Linked DNA regions of Homo sapiens: region 2 is linked to region 1. A link is a loop called in an ENCODE intact Hi-C map of the cell type or tissue named here. Cell type or tissue: gastrocnemius medialis. All regions are shown on one strand. Each heading gives the region's core, and the rest is flanking DNA. Links, peaks and the distances in the headings are about the cores only.

Evidence for each region. Hi-C counts contacts between places; a loop is a spot of excess contacts. Peaks named below come from ENCODE experiments on the same cell type or tissue, not always from the same donor. Only the 100,000 strongest peaks of a DNase experiment are listed, where the experiment ranks them.
Region 2: it touches region 1 in a loop (7-fold over the local background); 1 of 110 quality-filtered maps calls a loop at or near these places.

What each region holds. Positions count from the first base shown.
Region 1 is chr15:69,787,856-69,793,232 of GRCh38, forward strand. No RefSeq gene overlaps it. Among named protein-coding and RNA genes, the nearest start is that of LINC00593, 45 kb to the right of the region's middle. In gastrocnemius medialis, for the core only: no CTCF peak of the experiment used is centred there; a DNase peak (open chromatin) is centred at 2,906; H3K27ac peaks cover 1,260 bases.
Region 2 is chr15:69,894,399-69,899,775 of GRCh38, forward strand. No RefSeq gene overlaps it. Among named protein-coding and RNA genes, the nearest start is that of LINC00593, 62 kb to the left of the region's middle. In gastrocnemius medialis, for the core only: no CTCF peak of the experiment used is centred there; a DNase peak (open chromatin) is centred at 3,273.

The DNA.
Region 1 (5,377 bases), core at 254-5,253:
CAGGGAGCAGCCCTCTTGTAACCAAGGCTTACTCTGAAAGCAGCTGCCATGTGAAGGAAGGAGCAGTGTCCCCAACCTGGTAGGAGCTCAGAGCAAGTTGCTCAAACTCTCTGGGAGAGACAAAGGCTGGCAACTGGGTCTGCATCTCGGCCCACCTGCCAGGAGGTTGTTGGGGAGGGGGAGAGTTGAAATGTCTGGGTGGTTGCCAAAGAGCCTACTAGGGGACAATTTCTGTTCCCCCACTGCTCTTGGGACCGAGCCCCTCTGTCCTGTCGGGGGGCTCTCCATTCTTCAGGGGCCTTGGGTCCCAGTACTGGGTGCTGCAGGCCCCTGTCGGGGAGCTCAGCCTTCTGAGCTGCATATACCTGCCTGGCGCCCCTCATCATCACCTGCCTGGGTGGGGTGGGGCCATGCAGGTGCCTTTCATAGCAGGCTCTTTGCACGTGGATCACTGACAGGCAAATAGCAGCACTATGCATGGGAGGTGGAAGGTCCTCTTCCTACCCTCAAATTTTCCACCCCTGCCTGTCATAGTGCCTGAAAGGCCTCCATTGGTACCAGGTCTTTTTTTTATTTTTATTTAATTTATTAAGTTTATTAATCTGTACTCAATTTCTTAAAGGCTTTTTTATTTCCTTTTAAGACAGGGTCTCACTCTGACACCCAGGCTAGAGTGCAGTGGAATGATCGCAGCTCACTGCAGCCTCGGCCTCCCAGGCTCGAGTGATCCTCCCACCTCAGCCTTCCAAATAGCTAGGACCACAGGCACACACCACCACACTCAGCTAATTTTATTATTTTTTCTAGAGACTGGGTCTCCCTATGTTCCCAGGCTGGTTTTGAACTCCTGAACTCAGGCGATCCTCCCACCTCAGCCTCCCAAAGTGCTAGGATTATAGGCATGAAACATCGCACCCAGCCTTGGTACCAGGTCTTTTAGTTAAGGCAATGAAGGCTTCTGCTGAGATGAAATACACTGCCCAAGGTGGGGAGGATTCATGGGAGAAGGGCTCCCCAAAGCCTCCTCCTCCCTGTCATCCTCAGCTTCTTTGTCTGTAAAATACAGAGAATCATAACTCACTGGGCTTCTAGGTAGAATTTGACCTTGGTGAATTCCTCTTTCCATCTGCAAAGGGAGGCGGGTTGGATTCACACAGGTTTCTTATGCATTAGAATTGCCTGGGGAGCTTTGAAACTATCACTGCCCAAGCTCCAGCCCAGATCCCTTGAGTGAGATTTTTCTAGGAGTGGGACCCCACATCAAGATGTTTTTGTAAATTGCCAGGTGATTCTAATTTGAAGTCAGACTTGAGCGTTGTGGGAAAATGATTTCTTACATCTCTGAATAAGGACATTTCATGAACCTGCGTGTAGTAAGCCTGCGACAGTTTGGCCCCAATTTATGGTACCCCACTAACTTCCCTGGAATTGGGAAGCCTAGGGAGGAATGGCTTGGTAGGGGTGTGGGAGGCTGGAGCTCCTTGGAAGTACTAGAGAGATGTGTTCAGAGCTCAGGGCGGGGCAGATTCAAGGATGAGGGGCCTGAGGAGCTCACGGACTGTCAGATAGGCAGTCAGGATGGGCTTGGTCCAAGGTCAGGGGTGTTTGCATAGTTCAACGATGTAGAGTTGAACTTTGTATAGTTCAATGTGCCTGGCACATAGTAGAAGCGCAAAAAAACATCTGTTGAAGAAAAGGATGAAGACCCAGGCCCGATATCAATCAGAGGACGATGCACCCTTCAGATGCTCCCTTTTATGGTTGAAGCCCGCTATTTCCCACTGAGGCATCAACTAGTAAAATGACATATTTTATCATCTTAACAATCCTTCAAAGCAAGTATTACTGTCCCCATTTCACAGATGTGCGGACTGAGGCTCAGGAAGTTTAGGTAACTTGCTCAAGGTGGCATGGTTCTGAGAAAGCAGAGCTGAGTTTCACAACCAGGTCTGGGGACCCCAAAGCCCGCCCTAGTGCCTTGGTCCCGCCCTCAGACCATGTCAGGGTAGGAGGGTCCTTGGAGACCAGCGCATGCCTCCTCTCGTTTGGGCACAGAGGGAGCTTAGCTTTGCAAGGTGGCATTGGGACGTACCCAAAGCCCACTGCCAGGGAGTGGCCCAGCCAGGACCACCAGAAAGTCTTTGGACTTCTAGCCCAGTGCTTCCTTGGGAGGCTTTTATTGGGAGGTAGAAGATACTGCACTGATGTTGGGATTTTGGTCCAGGTAGGGCCAGCCTGGGCTCAGCTGTGAATTAGATGAGAGTGTTTTTGGTCATGCACTCCTGCCACTTCTACTTTCCCACATCCTCCTTTTCCCTCAGAGCTCTCACCACCACCACCCCTGATCCCACGCACATCCTGCCTTCATGGTGCATCTGAATCAAAGACCCCTACTATGATGACCAGTGCTCCAACAATCTCTTCCCAAGCTACTGGGGAGAAGCGTCCGCTAAATGAATTCACAGAAAAAAAGCCAACAACTACAACATTATGTAGCAACCTCTATTTAACCAACAGCTCCAGAAGATTGTGGCACCTTACCCTCACAGAATAAAGCCCTGATAGCAGAACTTCGAACACCAGTAGGTTCCTGGAGACAAATGCTGGGATGGAGTCAATGGAGGGGAGATGTGCACTGCAGTCTGAAAAATCATAATATTGTAAAACCTCAAGCCGCCCGTGGCAATCTCTTTCTCCAAACTTAGGTTGGAATGAGCTTAAAGCATTTCCACAGTGGTCACCTGGCTTGGTTACCTCTACTGTCAGGGAGCTCACTACCTCACGAGGCAGTCCATTCTGTCTTGCCAAGCTGCTCACAGCTTCATTGTGTAATAGCTAGCATCGCCTGTTATTTCCCAGTACTCTACTGGTCTATCTGAGGGTGGCTGGCTGGGGTTGACTGTGCTCCAGCTGCAACAGGTGTGCATGTCTCCCTGTGACAGCACAGAGTCAGCCAGGCATCCTTACGCCGGAGCGCAAATATTTGTCGCCTCTCCATGGTGGCGGCAGTCGGCCTACCTTATTTTTCCACGTTGGAAGGATCCTATTATAGCAGGTCTTGTCTCGAGTTACATGTCAGAGTTCTCTGACATCAGGTTGTATTTAAAGGCTCAGCGCCGGGACTGTCCCCTGCCACACCCCACCAGCCTTGGCTGGCTTTATGTCCCCATTGGTTTCTTTTGGTCTCAATTGAGTGTTATGCACCATGAACGGTGGTGACACAGGTCTGTGACCTGGCCCTGCCCTGCAGTGGTACACAGCACTGTTTGGGAGAATATACCTGCAGCAGAGACACCAAACCAAGCAAGAACAAGTGAAGGTCATATAAAGCAACTCTGTAACTATCTTTTCATGGTGTTCAGCACACTCTATACTGGGGCCAATAAAGTTAAATCAAACAGAATTCAGTGCATCAAGATTTGGTATAGGCAATAGGTTCTGGGCTGGGTGGTGTGGCATGGAAGGGCAGATATCATGGGTTTTAAAGAGCAGTTAGAAGTAGTTATGCAAAGAGAAGTAGTTCAGCTGCTGTAACTGAAAGGCCAAAACAACAATGTCTTAAACACAACAGAAGTGTATTGCTCCCCCGATAACAGTATTAATTTAAGCAGTCCAGGGCTCCTACGGCAGTTTCATGGTTTTGGAGACCCAGGCCCCATCCACCTTGTTGCTCTGCCATTCTCAATCAACAACCTTCACCATACGGTTCAAAACGGCTGCTCTAGAGCCTGCCATCTCATCACTATTCTAACCTACAGGAAGAGGAAAAGTAGAAATTGAAGAAAAGTCATTCCCATTCAGGACAGGCTGACCCAGAACTGGTACGTGTGACTTCCAAACATATCTCATTGATAGAACTTCTTCTTGCAGCCACTTCTACCTCCACAAGGAGTCTGGGAAATGCAGTCTTAAGTTCTATCACTGAGGGGCATGCATGGGGAGAGTGCATTATCAGGGGTAACCAGCCAACTTTGCCACAGGGAGGAGCCAATCCCAGGCATCCAGAAGACTGGAATGAACTTGGCTTGGGCATGTGGGGATGAGGATCTGAGTCTGCAAGGAACTCGTATAGGGCATCTCAGAGGAAAACCCTAATGGAGAAGTGGTGGACTCAGGGTCTTAATTACTAGGCAGGGCTCCAGAGATGATAAGGGGACCTTGCTGAGCATGGAAGTGAACTCACAGAATTCTGCGCCTGAGCTTTGGTTTATAAATAGACCTGCTTCTGGTAGGTTGAAGTCTTTAAAATTGTACTCTCTTCTAAATTAGCCTGGGGGAGAGAGGTCAACAGGGGTTTGCAGCTTTAAAAAACCTTGTTAGTCCTTTTGCAACTCAGAGAGTTCTTTGGTCAAAGAAAGAGTTACTTGTCCATTGATCTTTTTTGTAAATCCCACATCTGGTACACCTTTTTGGGTACAAGATTATACACCTGTGTGATGACTTTTACTGCTGGGAAGGATCTGCTGGGGATATTTGTTATCTCATTTTATCCTTACATCAATGTTATGAGATCAGCGTATGATCCCTGTTTGAAAGACACAGAAACTGAGGCTTAGGGATTTGTCCAAGGTCACCCAACCCCTTTTGCAGTGAAGCTAAGCCTTTTGTCTCTTTCCACTGCAACTCTCAAGAAGCAATTGGCTATCTGTGGCAACATGTCCAAAAATATGGAACGGTAGAACACTAGACCTTCACATGGACCTATGAGAGAAAGAAACAAATCTGTGGTCAAATAAGACTGGGAAATGAGGCATGTTTATCTAACTCCTCTCGGAGATTCACAGAGCACAGGAGAATACTGATGGTTCTGATGAATCCTGCAGGCTTTAAGTCATTGTTGGTTTAAATCATTGTTTAAATGTCTCTCTCTGACAAGGTTCCTCCAGCTGAAAAGGGTAAGAGGTTGACGGCTAGGTGACTCCAGGTAAAGTCTTGGATTGTCTGACCAAGTTGCTTATCATCTCTGTTGGGGTTTTGGGGAAAGGATAAACAGCATTTTGGTACTTCTCCCACTTAGTTCAGAACAAATTGGGAGATTGCTGGAGGGGTCATTCAGATGAAGATCAAAATATCAGCACCTCTGACACGTGCTACTCAGACAGGGATGCTCGGGTCCCTGGGAGGATGGACTCAGCACATCTTCTGAGTCAGCTTGGCTTAGCCTTTTCCTCCCTGACGCAGAGCCAACAGGCTGATTGCAGGCCCACCCTCAGAGGCTGGGCCCAGGGCACCTCTCAGCAGGCAAGCAGATCCCCTGGGGGAAACTCAGAGCGGCAGAACTCCTTCACCCAAACTCACCATTCAGGTAAGTTGCTGCTTCTCCCAACATGCTCCCACCCCTGGTTTCCTTACTTGGCACATAGAATTAATGAAACCC
Region 2 (5,377 bases), core at 180-5,179, 110 kb after region 1:
CAAGAGGCCCCTACAAAATCATATGTTTTTTTATTTTGATTCAGAGGTCTGGAAGAAGTGCCCAGAGATGAGTATATTTAATAAGCTCCAAGGTTCTGATAAACAACATCATTTGGAACCTCTGGCTTAGAACTCAGCACTGCTTATAGCTCATGGAGTTGTTCACTGGGTGTGGGACATGGGGTTGTAGTTGGGTGTGCATGGACTCTTCCTGGCTGTGCCCCTGGAAATCCCTGGACGTCTCCTCCATGGTTGCTGTTTCAACATCCCATGCATAGTACACACCAAGCACCATATCCCATGTGTGGCTCTCTAGCTTCCCTGAATTCCAGTGTGAAATCTTCTTGGTTAGGGCAGTGCATCTCCTTCCTTCCTGGCCTTGAGAGATGACAACTTTGCCTTCTCAGGGACTATCATCCTGGAATCTCAAGCTCGTGGTTGAGCATGGCTTTGGTGTCAGGTCTATGCTGTGTGACTGGAAACTCAGATACAGAGACTGAGAGAAAGAGGGACTACTACCCCACCACACTGAATTACGGCTCTTCTCCCAAAAATATAATTCACCACCCCACTTTGCCATCTTGCCTATGTTACCCTGGGCACTGGTACATGCCTTCAGTCCAACTAAGAGACTTAAAAGTTAACAAATTGCTCTGAGCTTCTATCTCCTACTCCACCTTCCAACCACTGACAGTCTTAGGCTTTTCAAATTTTATAATTAACCATCCACTGATAGATGATGGGAGATCCTTGGGAAATCTGTGACACAGTCACAAATGAAAATTATTATGCGTGTATATTGGGTTTTTGGGAAGAAAGGCTCATGGCAATCTAGTCTCATGGCTTTAAATACCAACTCGATGCTGCTGACTCCCACGTTTATATTTCCAGCTCAGACCTCTTTCCTGGACTTCAGTCTTATATATCCAAACACCCACTCAACATCTTAACTTAGATGTCTAACAGGCATCTAAAACTCAACATATCCAAAATTCCCAATCTCCTCCTACCCAAAACTGTCTCCACCCACAGCTTTCCTCAGCTGAGCTGATAGCACCTCCATCCTTCCTCTTGCTCAGCCAAAAACCTTGGAGATGCCCTTGATTCCTCCCTTTCTCTCACACCCTACATCTAATAGATCAGCAAACCTGGTGCTTCCACCTTCAAATAGATCCAGACTCTGACCATTCTCCCCACTTCCCCTGATACCACCTTGGTGTAAGCCACCATCATTTATCCTGTACCTTACAGCAAAGATTCCCAAATGGGTCTCCCTCTTTCCACTCTTACCTCCTACCATCTACCGTTAACATAGAGCCAGAAGACCCTTTTAAAACACAAGTGCAATCAATCAGGTTTCTCCTCTGCTCAAAGCCCTACAGTGGACTTCTACTCCATGCAGAGTCAAACCTCAAATCCTTGCAATGGCCAACAAGGCCCCGTGTGACCTGCACTTTCCATCAACTCCATCTGCATGCCCTTTTCTAAAACCCTGACTCTAGGTCCTTCCTGCCCTTGAACATTCCTGCACAGCTTCACATCTCTGCTGAACTGTTGCCTCTGCCTAGAAAGTTACTCTGCCAACTTCTTCTTCTTGGCCAACTTCCTCATCTCCATCACGTCTTTGTTAACATTTTGCTTTGTCCATGAGGCCACCCTGAGCACCCTATTAACCACTGCAGCCCACACCTTGGACAACTCCATTCTCAGCCCACTTTTCAGTTTCTCATAGCACTTACCACTTCTTAATAGATTGTATAAGTTACTTATGTATTACAGTTATTGTCTCTCTCGCCTTCCTAGAATGTGCACCTAAATCTTTATTTTGTTCACTGATGGTCTGGCATACAGAGAATGCATGAGTAGGCACTCAGTGAATGTTTGTTAAATGTTGAATGGAGGGTTTGTGAGCATGTGTTGGTTGGCAAAGGAAGGTACGTTGCCAAAGATGGTGGAAATAATGCCATAAAACCAGGAAATCTTGGAGTAAAATGCACCAGTTGTTGGAAGGTAAAAACAGGGTTCTTTGAGAAAACCGAGATGAGTGAGATCCACTAGAGTGAGCCCAACAGCTTAATGCTAAATAAAGACATTATATATCACAATAACAAAAACTCCTCTCAACGTGTAACTTCTTTCACATACAGTTATTTCACCCTCCAATGATTCTACAAGATAGATTTAATATTCCCATTTCACAGTTAAGGAATCAGAGGCCCAGAGAGATGAACACATTTGCCCAATGCTATGTAACTAGGAAATTACTGGGTTGACCAGGTTTGGCCAACTCCAAGTACTAGCTCCCTCCCCTCCCCTCTCTTTACTATGCAATCCAGAGGAGGAGGGAGAGAATGAAGAACAGTGGTTGGGCAGGCAGATCTGGGGTTATCACTTTTCAGAAATATCCAGTCTGGAAGGATTCCCTCAGAACTGAAGTCATCCCATGAGATGCCAACTCACATTCCTCTTTGCAGCCTGGTTCCCCACTCAAGCATGAAGACCTCATTCCTGAGACCCATGCAGGACAGAGTCTTCTAGCAACCTTACCATGGACCAGCCTCCTCCTCCTCCACTCCCCACCCTAAAATGATGTCCATTCCTCACACACTGAACTGTCCTGATCAATTTTCCTTTTTGTTTTTCTTCTAAGAGGATATAAAGTTAAGAGCTATCTGGAGAGCAATGCTGGCATTTTAATCAGAAGAATAGGATTGGAGGCCAAAGGGTTCTGTGTTGACAAGATAAAGACAACATGAAGGGCTGAAGGCAGCCAGCAGAAAGGAGTTATGACTGTCCAGCTTAATGACAGCCAGACATGGAAGGGGTTGTTCGCTCCAAGTTTTAAAAATTCTATAGTGTGCAATTGGGACCTTGCTGGAGTTGTTTTGTCTATTTCTAGGGATGCTGGCGCATCCCCTTCCTTGGCAGGGCTGAGAGCGCCTCCATAACTCACTTGCAAATGTCTACAGTGCCGTCCCACTTCTGGAGTTGATGTTCATTAGAAGACACAACTGGAAATTCTTAAGCTGTTGCAAAATGGGTTGTTTGGAACTGAATTCTGGTCTCTATGTTCACATAGTGGATTGTTGTAGCTCTCTTGGCTGGAGTAGATTTAGATGTTGTCATTGTGCCTGACATGCTGAAAAGACCCAGCTAGAGATAGGTGACACGTTCTTAGATCAGGACAGCTGAAGCAGGTCTTAAGCAATGTCTAGTCCATTTCCACTTGAGAAGCCAAGGCCCTCAGTTGGGAGTCATCGTGCTGTGATGGCAAACCCTCATGGGCGCATTCACAAAGCAGAGACTCATTGCCTTGGCCATGGTACTGGCCTATTTTGCAATTGGCAAAGGCCATTGCAGACACTGACATTCAGCTTTGATTCTGCTTGACGCTTTTTAATTTTGTGCACTAAGCAATTTCAGTCATTCATTCAACAAATGTATTGAGCACCTACCGCTTCTACATTTACCGGGCACTTTCTCAACAATAATAATAACTGACACAGAGCACTCATGGTGCAACAGGCACTGCTATAAGAGCTCACCCATAAAAGCTAATTAACCCTCACCACAACCCAAGAGTAGATGAGCTACTGATAACATGGAAGAAAAGAAGCTTCAAAATCAATAAATACCAGATGCTCAGTCCCCTTGTTTCCCAAAGGTTGCCTCACCGACATCCATAAAACATTAACTGTGAGATTCCCATTTATAAATGGAACCTGATCCTCCAGGAGATATCCCCAGCCTCTTCCACTTTGCAAGCTACTTGATCCGCTTCCTCCCTATCTGTGGGGATCAAACGTTCTTCCAAGGGGAAGAAACATTCTCTTGTTTGAGATTGTCAAATGTCATAAGGATTTGACAAGTAGGGAAATCCATTTTTTTAAAATTTGCTTTTTTAAATACAAAGGCATCCTCAAAGGGACCTGTCTAGGCAGACACTCTGGTCCCAGTAAATTGTAAAAAACTCTCCTAGTCACCTTTTGTTCTCTCAGTACCACAAGCCTGGTGGCTGCTCAGCAGATGTCAGTGCTGATTCATGTATGTGCATGCCTGAATGAATGAATGAGTAAATGAACCAATGAATTTTTAAATTTTAAAGAAATTTAAATTTTAGAGAAATTTTGAGAAATTCTTGTTCATAAGAATCCCCTTGTATACTCTAAAATGTCACCTCTTCAACATATCTAAAATTCTACTATCAAATCGTTATCATCTCAGGCTACACGGCCTAATATGGTAGCCACCAGCCACCAGCCATGCTAAGCTATTTATGTTTAAATCTAAATTAACTCATATAGATTTTAAAATTCAGTTCCTCACTTGCCCCAGCTACAATTCCGGTGCTCAATAGCCACAAGTGGTTAGTGATTACCATATTGGACAGCACAGATATAGAATACTTCCTTCACCACAGAAAGTTCTACTGGACAGCCCCACTCTAGGGAACCATTTCTTTTTTTTTTTTTTTTTTTTTTGAGATGGAATCTTGCTCTGTCACCAGGCTGGAGGGCAGTGGCACAATCTTGGCTCACTGCGATCTCTGCCTCCCTGGTTCAAGCGATCCCCCTGCCTCAGTCTCCCTAGTAGCTGGGACTACAAGTGCAGACCACCACACCCTGCTAATTTTTTGTAATTTAGTAGAGACGGAGGGGAACAATTTCTTAATCTTTTTTGGTTCACAGACCAATGGTGAATCTGATAAAAGATATGGACTGTCTCCCCAGAGAAAAAAGTTTGAGCACATTGACTGTACCCACACTCAGACCTTCCATGGACCTGGATTAAGAACATCTGCTTTAGGTTTAGATCTTTCTTGGAATTAAAATAATCCCTTGGAGAAACAACACATCACACATCAAGTGGTTATCAGTTATCTATACCTGAGTGTGTGTGAATTTATTAAATGTTCTTTGGAGCTCTATCCAACTGGTTTGGAACAAGAGGAAGAGGTGAGGACCTTGGTAGCTGAAGGAAGAGTCTGGGGTACAGACAAGGCATGTTAGCACTAAAGACGCCCATGTACTGTGCAAGGATTCAGGGGACCAATTTTTTCTGCACCTCACAGGTCATCACAGGCAAGATCCTGATGGCAGTCTAGCATGATGCGCTCACACAGTAGGTGCTTAATGCATAAAATTGTTTAATTTATTTTCTTTTCTTTTTTCTTTTTTCCTTTTTTTTTTTTTTTTTTGAGACAGGGTCTCACTCTGTTGCCCAGGCTGGAGTGCAGTGGCGCGATCTCAGCTCACTGCAACTTCCGTCTCCCCAGTTCAAACAATTCTGCCTCATCCTCCCAAGTAGCTGGGATTATAGGCATGTGCCACCACACCCAGCTAATTTTTGTATTTTTAGTAGATGGGGTTTTGCCATG